Regions from separate parts of the Homo sapiens genome. Here region 1 is linked to region 2. A link is an interaction called in ENCODE POLR2A ChIA-PET data of the cell type or tissue named here. Cell type or tissue: Caco-2. All regions are shown on one strand. Each heading gives the region's core, and the rest is flanking DNA. Links, peaks and the distances in the headings are about the cores only. Region 1 overlaps LOC105370824 (a long non-coding RNA gene). Region 2 overlaps MYO5C (myosin VC).

Region 1 (4,381 bases), core at 82-4,081, 510 kb before region 2:
TGAAAAAAAAATGAAAGAAAGAGAGAGAGAAAGAAAGGAAGGAAGGAAAAGAAAAGAAAAAAGAAAAGAAAGAAAAGGAAAGAAACGAAGAAAGGAAGAAAGAAAGACAAAGAGAAAGAAAAAAAATCAGGAGTTTTAGATAAGGGCTGTTGACAGCCAGCCAGGATTGGATTCTAGACTAGCCAAGGACTGCCAGTAGACTAAAGGTGAATAACAAAATTCAAGGAGGTAGGAGTGACTGAAAATCGGAGGAGGTTTTTGTGTGAGAGAGACCAGGATTTGTTTGCAATGTTGTTAGCAATATTGATTTTTTTTGTTACTCAGATTAATGTATGTTAAACAGGAAAATACAGGCATTAGTCAAGTACATTATAATCATCTATTGTTGAGAGCGAAGTTTCTCAGGTGGTTGATGGAGACCAGGGACTGCGAGGCAGTTCTGGGGGCGTATAAACATTCCAGGCTCAATTTGAGGCAGCCAGAGCCCCAAATGTGGAAAGGAAGACGCAGCTTTACCTCCAGCTCATCTCCCTCTCCCCCTTTTAGAATTACAGCCTCTTATTTAACCAACCCACTACCCGGGTGCATCAGCCTCCAACCTCATCCTCCCTGCTGAGCTAAATGATTAGCGGAATTAAGGAGTGGAGGTGTTCTTGGCCACTCGGGTGGCCCAAACTTCCTCACCCCACCGGTCCATCTGCCCCGCAGCCCCACCTCGAGGTCTCTTGGCCCTGGTAAGCATCCTTCCAACCCTGTGGAGCCTCGATTCAGGGCTGGTGGGGCTCCTGAAACCCAGCGTTGGTGGCATGAGGGCCAGGCATGGCGCAGAACCAGACTGTCTACACATACACAGGCGTCCACACCTGTTAGGCCTGAAAAAGACTCCGGGTGAGGAGGGAGGTGCAGGAGCAGCAATTCAGAAGCGCCTGGAGAACCTCCTAGCTGCACCCCTGGACCTTGGGAGATAACCTGGCCCAGAGAAGCATGCATCAGAGAGTGCAGTCACCACACAACAGTCAGCTGGGAAGCCCCCCACGAATTCCCCCCACAACATCCTCCCTCCCGCCGTTAGACCCAATTCCCCGCCCTGCAAACGGGTTTTAGGGACCAAGGCTATACTCTCAGCTTTTCCTCTCAACCCCCGTCCTGCGCCGTGGGTCACTGCATTTACCGGGAGAGACTCAGGCAGACCCCGCCCGCAGGTAAAAGTCTTTTCCAAGCTCCACAGAAGCCAAAGAGCTCGCATAGGACCCCTCGGGTCTTGGGCTGGTTCAGGAAGGGGTAAGAGAGTGAGGGTCCAGGGAAAAGACAACTGGGCGCTTGGCGAGTCCCTAATTCTACACCCAGATGGCTCTCAGGCCAAAAGGCAGGTGCGCTCGCCCAGAATCCTGGGTGTCCCACAATCAGAAGCCGTTTCTCGTGCCAGCCACGGGGGTAAAGAACGGGGGGATGAGGAGATCGAGACTCGGAAGGCCGACAGGGCTGGAAGGGCAAGAAAACAAGGTAAAGTGTGGAAAAGTGTGAAGGGGAAGGAGGGTTGAAGAGGGAGGCAAAGAGGAGATTAGGCCTGGAGAAAGCAAAAGCCCCGACCTGGCCTAGCAGGCCCCGGAGGGAGTCGAAGGCAACGGGTGGGGAGCCCGGAACACCGGCGTTTCATTTTTAAATCTTCTAGGTGTCTGCGGGTCAAATAAAGACAAGGGCAGTAACGATTATTCTGTTAAATCTACGGTACTTGACTGCGCAAACACTAATTGATTAGACACCAAAATGATTTGTTTAAAGAGTTTTCCTTCCCAAGTGCAGCTGCTGCTCTTGGGCCGGGGTCGGCATTACCCGGCATTAGCTAAGTGGGCCGCGAGCTCGGCCGCCCAGTCCTCAGCCGCCCTCGGGTGGGGTGGCTGGTCCAAGCCCCGTGGATCAGAGGCTCCCGGCTGGACAGCCACCCTCCGCTTCCGCCCTTCCCTGTCCCTCCAGGGCGAGAGAATGGTGCGCCTGAAGATCGTCCTGGGCCGACTTTGCCCTCCGTCCGCCCCTTCTGGGTTTTCCTCATTTCGGGTCGCTTGGAACTACATCCGTCGGTGCAAGAGTTCTCTCGTCCTTCCCCTTGTCCTCTCCAGCCCCTAAACTTGGCATCTCTACCCCAGCGCGGGGCTAATGGAATGCAGGGCCCCAGCGGGGGAGGCACCAGAAGAGGAGCATTAACCGCCACCCCAAATCCGGACAATTCAACGCCCTCGCGGCTTGAGCTGGTGTCTTTTGTAGACTATTTCAATGATATGAAGTTATGTCCAAGAAAGAAATCCCACTGAACTGTTGGCTAGACGAGGCCAACTCCTCCGGAAGTGGGCTGGCAGCGGCCAGCGAGGGGTCCTGCTGCAGAAGAACACCCCAGGAGCCTGGAATCCCTCCCTCAGCCCTACGGCATCAGTATACCTTTCCTCCCTTCAGCGCTCTTGGCTTGAAGCCGTGAAAAAGCCCTCGCGGAATTAGGCGACCGCCAAAACGGATTCCAACCCAGGAGAAGCCGCCTGTAGTTTACCCGAGGACCCAGGAGAGCAAGCGTGTTCTTTTTTCCCCAGCGCAGGAAGTAACCAGAGATACGAGCCGAGTGGTCTGGTGTCCTGGGATGGCCGCCCAGGCAGCCCTCGGCAACTCCCAGAACGTGGAGTTAGTTGCGGATGGCACCAGCTGACAGCCCTTTGACAGAGCATCTTCTCTTTGGGATATGGAAGGGCAAGAAGTAGATAAAACAGAGGAAACTGCAAAAAAAAAAAAAAAAAAAAAAAAAAAGCCCAATTTAAAAATATTTTCTTGGGCAAAAACTGTAATTTGAGAAAGAAAAATGTTACCGAACATATGAATAAAATGATACGCTAAACAGAGTATCAAAGATTGAAGCAAGGGGCTACCATAATTAGTTACCACTTCCTTGGTCCCCAGAGAGTGGAGAGAAGTCATTGAGTGATTTTTTTTTAATGGTTTTCAATAGTGAGTCACCAGGCCACCCCATTCTGAATTTCTTGGTGTTCTACTCTAAGCCTGCAGCAATTTTCTGAATAAAATTTCTCTAGAAGTGGAACAGGAGAGCTTGCCAGGAAGCACCCAGGACCAAGTCTTTCACTCTCCAGCTATCTAGTGCTCTACTGTAGCCAGATACCAAAGAAATGGTTCCTCCCCACAAGTTTAATGTTAGACTAGCTACAGGCATCAGAAATGCCAGTGAATATGCCCTGGGGCTCTAGCCAAGGAGCCAGCCTCCCCCTGGATCCCTGGGTGGAGGAATTTGCCCTGACACCCAGGATCTCGCTCTTTGTGAGTCCAAAAAATGGGAAGTAGACATTTCATGGTTCGGAGGAGCTAGAAACATTTCTTTGGAATGGTCCTGAGAACTGGGACTGGGCCATACGTTACGCCTCTACTACTCACAAAAATAATTAAAGCATTAATTCTGAAACCAATGGAAGGTTTTCAGAGAAGCTCATGTGGCCAGTATTTGGAGGAATGGTTTTATTCTCTTTGCGCTTTTTCTTTGCTGAACCTGGTAGGGCAGCGTGGTAAGCTCTAGCCTACCTAGCAAAAGAAGGATTGCCCCTGTCCATCTCATATCCCAGGTTCTTCTCCTGACATTTACAAAATAAACATCCTAAGTTCCTTGTTTTCACTCTGAAAATATTGTCAGCAACAAGCATCCAGTCATAGTCTTATTTCCTTTTTTCTTACATATATACATTATGTAATTTTCTGCTAGTGATTGACACTATTTTTTTCTTTAAATTTCCTGCAGCTACTCAAAATCTAAGCAGCTAAAAATAAGTCCTCCTCCTCAATCACACACATTGACCTACACCTACCAAGTTTCCAGGGACTCCTCTGTGGACTCTTAATTCCTTCAATCCCCATAGTGTACCTAATGGGTGCCAGGCTCTGTTCTGGGCACTGGAAGGGGGAAAGAAGGAGAGGGACAAAACGACAGAAAGTAGTCCCAGCCTTCCAGCAGTTAACAATCTCTCTAGTGCCCGTCCTCCCTCCACACATGCAAATTCACCTTAACTAGGCCTAAGAAGAGCATTCTTCCTACCCGTCACTTCCTTAGTAAGAAGAAAAATTTTGAGAGGTCAAATAAGAACACAGTAATATGTTGTTTCTGACTGAGAAACCACTGCAACTCAGTCAATTACGGGAGAACAATGGTTAGATAAATGGTGTGAATAGCCAAGAAAGATTAGGGAGATTTGCAAACCAAAGCAAATCCTGCACATACAATATTTTAATGTTTTAGAAAAAAATCAAAAATTACTGAGCAAGCCAACACATATGGTGCTTCTCCAGGTCTTTTCGTTGGCTCCTTCTTTAGGGACCAACACAGAGCCAGCCCCCCTTT
Region 2 (4,381 bases), core at 113-4,112:
TTTAATTGGTGCAACTGAACCACTGGGAATTTGAATTTTTGTTCAAAAGTTGTTTATGGAGTGCTAGTTATGGGAAGCCTTTGCATTGGATTCCAAGCACAAAGACCAGGCTCTTAAAGTTCAAATGCCAGTGGGGGAGATGGGAGGCAGCCTAGATACCTGGGGGAGGAGCAGAGAGCGCTCAAGGGAAGCATCCAGCTCTGCTAGATGGCAAGTGGCAAGGAGAGTGCCAAGATGAGGAGTGTCTCCAGCTACTCCAGACTGTTCAGAGCTGTTTGCTCTTGGATGGGGAGAGGATGGGTGGGGCTAGGGTGGAAGGAACAGAAGTACACAGCAGAAAGCCAAAGAAGGCCTGCCATGTTCCAGAAAGTGCTAGTGGTTTTGGGTGGCCACAGGCAGAGGGTGGATTGAAAAGAGGGTGAGGCCTGAGCAGGAAATTGGCCAGAATGCTGGTTGCCCAGGCCTGGCTCTTCCTCAAAACCCATGTGGGGGTTGATTTTCAAAGCTTTTCTCTTGCCGGGCCCCACCCACAGGAATTCCAATCAAGTACGGATGAGAGAGTCTGTCTGCCCAAAGAAACCTCGTGCTCAGCCTGGCTGAGGAAGCCTCCGGGGGCTGCTGCACCAGTCAAGAGAGGATTGGTGGGGGTAGGGTTGGGGGCTGACTTATGGCCATGGCAAGGGGGCTGGTAGGCAGGGGCGGACAGGAGAGGGCTTTTAAAAGGCAGTCTTTTCTAGCACCTGGTGACTGTTGGGCTGTTGGGGTGGAGACACAGAGGGGTGCCCAGCACTGTCCCAGGCTTCTGACATGAGGGGCAAGAGAGCTAGGAAGGAGGAGCGTCGGCATCACTGGAGTTTGGAATTTATGAGTCTATGAGGACATTTAGGGGCTGACATCTTGGAGGCAATTGGAAATGTGGTGTAGAGCTCCAGTGCACGATCTGGGTGGGAGGTCTCAGATGCACAGGTGCCAGGCAGTTGCAGAAGCTGTGGAATTGGGTGGAACTCTCCAGAAACAGCCTATCATGAGAAGAGGCTGGGAAGGACCTTGGGAGACACGGACATGGGGGGCAGTGGGAGGGGCAGGGGAGCCAGGGGAGGGGCCCATGAGGAGCGAATGAAGAGGAGGAGGAAGAGAGGGGCATGGTGTGACAATCTGGCCTGGCTGACCTGGAGTGTGGACACTCCCAGTCCAGAAAGCGGTTCTAGGAGGGAAACACATGTCGTCCCATCTTGTCCCATCTTCCATATAAGTCTTCAAGTCATTTCTGTGGCTCATGCCAGAAGATCCCTCAGAAAAGCAGGCGGCGTGAGAAGATGCTGTTCTCATCTCACCTGTGTGCCTTGGGGGGGTGGCTGGCATGGTCTTGAGCTCATAAGGTTCAGTGGTCCCGAGCCTCTGCCTCAGCTTGGCGCCTTGGCATGGGGAGGGCACTCAGGGAAGTTGGGAGGTGGCCCTCTCTTTCCTGGCTCCGCTGAAGGGCTTGGCGAGCTGTTCCATCCCAGTCCACAGACTCCTGCCTCATGGGAAGGCCCCATATTCTGGAGGTCAGTTGACAGCTGGTTACATTGTTTGCATGAACTGCGGACTGCATCTGTTTGGATGAATGCTGTAAAGTTAACTCTTCCTCCAGTTTGAAGCATTGCTTTGTGGGTAGAGGAATGTGAGGGAGGAGGGGACAGGAATGAATGGGTGGAACTTACCCGGAGCTGAGTAAACTCACCGTTGTTTACTTACCAGGCTGGGTTTCAGCTGCAGGGCACTCAATGCCAGCAGAAGCACCAGGATCGCAGGGTGTGGGCGGCCTGGGGTACTGGGCTGAGGAGTCACTGGTCTTCAGAAGAGAAGCCGTCAGTGGTTACGTATGTCCTAATACTGCCTGCCATTTAATACCACTTTTAGCTGAAACCAATCCTAAATTATAGTTAGGAGAGCACATGGACTCTCAAGTAGATGGTTGCAGTTCAGAGTTCAGGATTACTTTCAGGGCCAGATTCGCTTAACTAATACGGAGTTCAAACTAGGAGTCACAGGCCCTAGCTCTGCTGGAGTCCTGGTCCTTTGAGACTCTGTCTGCTGTTTGGTGAGTTATTTCTCTCTGGGCTTCAGTTAGGGGCTCTGTTAAACAAAAGGATTGATTGGCCTAGTGACTTTCACATTACTTCTCAGAGCCCAGGCTTCCTTGGAAGGCCCCCAGGGCTCTCAGCTCCAGCTCCCATCAGAACACCTCCACTTTCACCAGCTTCGCTTAGCCAGCTGTTACAACTTAATTTTTTTTTTTTTTTGAGACGGAGTTTCACGCATGTCACCCAGGCTGCAGTGCAATGGCAAGATCTTGCCTCACAGAAACCTCCGCCTCTCGGGTTCAAGCGATTCTCCTGCCTCAGCCTCCCAAGTAGCTGGGGTTAGAGGCATGCGCCACCACGCCCAGCTACTTTTGTATTTTTAGTAGAGACGGGGTTTCTCCATGTTGGTCAGGCTATTCTCAATCTCCCAATCTCAGGTGATCCACCCACCTCGGCCTCCCAAAGTGCTGGGATTACACACGTGAGCCACCGCGCCTGGCCAGAACTTCCTTTTGAAGTAGGCTTTCTGCAGCTCTAAAAAGGAGTTTGACAAACAACTTGGAGTAGATAATCAGTTCTGAGACTCTGTAGTGGCCAATTCTTGATAAATTTGGTAATTCATGTACAATTCTTTTGGGGGGCATATATTTTGATATTTGCCTTTAAAGATTAACATTCATTGTTCTGATTATGAAAGTAATAGGTACATATTGTAGAAAATACATCCAACTCTCAGGTGTCTCTTATGAGGATCCCATTCCTAATCCATTTTAATGAAGTAAGCTTCATGACGTTAGTAATAAATATTTTCAATAGCAGACCTGGGGTAGGAGCTGTGTAGCCCGTGGCAACAAGGATGGGTGTGGGTGTGTGTGCCTGAGACAGGCGTGTCTGTGTGTTTCTTTATGAGGCCTCCATCGTCCTATCTGCACAAGAGTGTGTGTCACTGCCTGCCAGGTCATTCTTCCATTCTCGTTCTCTCAAAACTTACACATCCATGTCACGTTTCGGCAAGCTTCTGCTTTTTGCTAGCTGTTAAGGATTAAAGCAACTCAAATGATTTAGGGGTAGTCATGATTGATATCCATCCAGTGACTTTTCTGTTTTATTGATTAAGTAAGGCGATTTATATTAACTAATAGATAGGTTCCTCATCCAGCATTGTCCTAGTCTAGTACTTGTAACTGTGAACTTTGTTTGTTTGTTTGTTTGTTTGTTAGTTTTTCTTTTTTTTTTTTCTTTTTTCTTTTTTTTTTTTATTGATCATTCTTGGGTGTTTCTCGCAGAGGGGGATTTGGCAGGGTCACAGGACAATAGTGGAGGGAAGGTCAGCAGATAAACAAGTGAACAGAGGTCTCTGGTTTTCCTAGGCAGAGGACCCTGCGGCCTTCCTCAGTGTTTGTGTCCCTGGGTACTTGAGATTAGGGAGTGGTGATGACTCTCAACGAGCATGCTGCCTTCAAGCATTTGTTTAACAAAGCACATCTTGCACCGCCCTTAATCCATTTAACCCTGAGTGGACACAGCACATGTTTCAGAGAGCACAGGGTTGGGGGCAAGGTCACAGATCAACAGGATCCCAAGGAAGAAGAATTTTTCTTAGTACAGCACAAAATGAAAAGTCTCCCATGTCTACCTCTTTCTACACAGACACGGCAACCATCCGATTTCTCAATCTTTTCCCCACCTTTCCCCCCTTTCTATTCCACAAAACTGCCATTGTCATCATGGCCCGTTCTCAATGAGCTGTTGGGCACACCTCCCAGACGGGGTGGTGGCCGGGCAGAGGGGCTCCTCACTTCCCAGTAGGGGCGGCCGGGCAGAGGCGCCCCTCACCTCCCGGACGGGGCGGCTGGCCGGGCGGGGGGCTGACCCCCCCCACCTCCCTCCCGGACGGGGCGGCTGGCCGGGCGGGGGGCTGACCCCCACCTCCCTCCCAGACGAGGCGGCTGGCCTGGCGGGGGCTGACCCCCCACCTCCCTCCCGGACGGGGCGGCTGCCGGGCGGAGACACTCTTCTCCTCCCAGACGGGGTGGCTGCCGGGCGGAGGGACTCCTCACTTCTCAGAGGGTGCGGCTGCCGGGCGGAGGGGCTCCTCACTTCTCAGACGGGGCGGCCGGGCAGAGACGCTCCTCACATCCCAGACGGGGCGGCAGGGCAGAGGCGCTCCCCACATCTCAGACGATGGGCGGCTGGGCAGAGACGCTCCTTACTTCCCAGATGGGATGGCGGCCGGGAAGAGGCGCTCCTCACTTCCTAGATGGGATGGCGGCCAGACAGAGATGCTCCTCACTTCCCAGATGGGGTGGCGGCCG

What was found. ChIA-PET counts read pairs that join two places held together with the same protein. Peaks named below come from ENCODE experiments on the same cell type or tissue, not always from the same donor. Only the 100,000 strongest peaks of a DNase experiment are listed, where the experiment ranks them.
Region 1: POLR2A ChIA-PET joins it to region 2 with 7 read pairs; 2 of 35 experiments call an interaction of 5 or more read pairs at or near these places.

Annotation. Positions count from the first base shown.
Region 1 is chr15:52,792,729-52,797,109 of GRCh38, reverse strand. It overlaps LOC105370824 (a long non-coding RNA gene), which reads right to left. Exons shown (of 2, transcript XR_001751550.2): 2 at 1,704-2,759. Among named protein-coding and RNA genes, the nearest start is that of ONECUT1, 4.6 kb to the right of the region's middle. RefSeq lists enhancers at 1,301-1,996, 1,997-2,694. In Caco-2, for the core only: no CTCF peak of the experiment used is centred there; no DNase peak of the experiment used is centred there.
Region 2 is chr15:52,285,881-52,290,261 of GRCh38, reverse strand. All of the region lies in intron 1 of MYO5C (myosin VC), which reads left to right. Among named protein-coding and RNA genes, the nearest start is that of MYO5C, 7.7 kb to the left of the region's middle. RefSeq lists an enhancer at 3,401-4,157. In Caco-2, for the core only: no CTCF peak of the experiment used is centred there; a DNase peak (open chromatin) is centred at 1,691; H3K4me3 peaks cover 221 bases.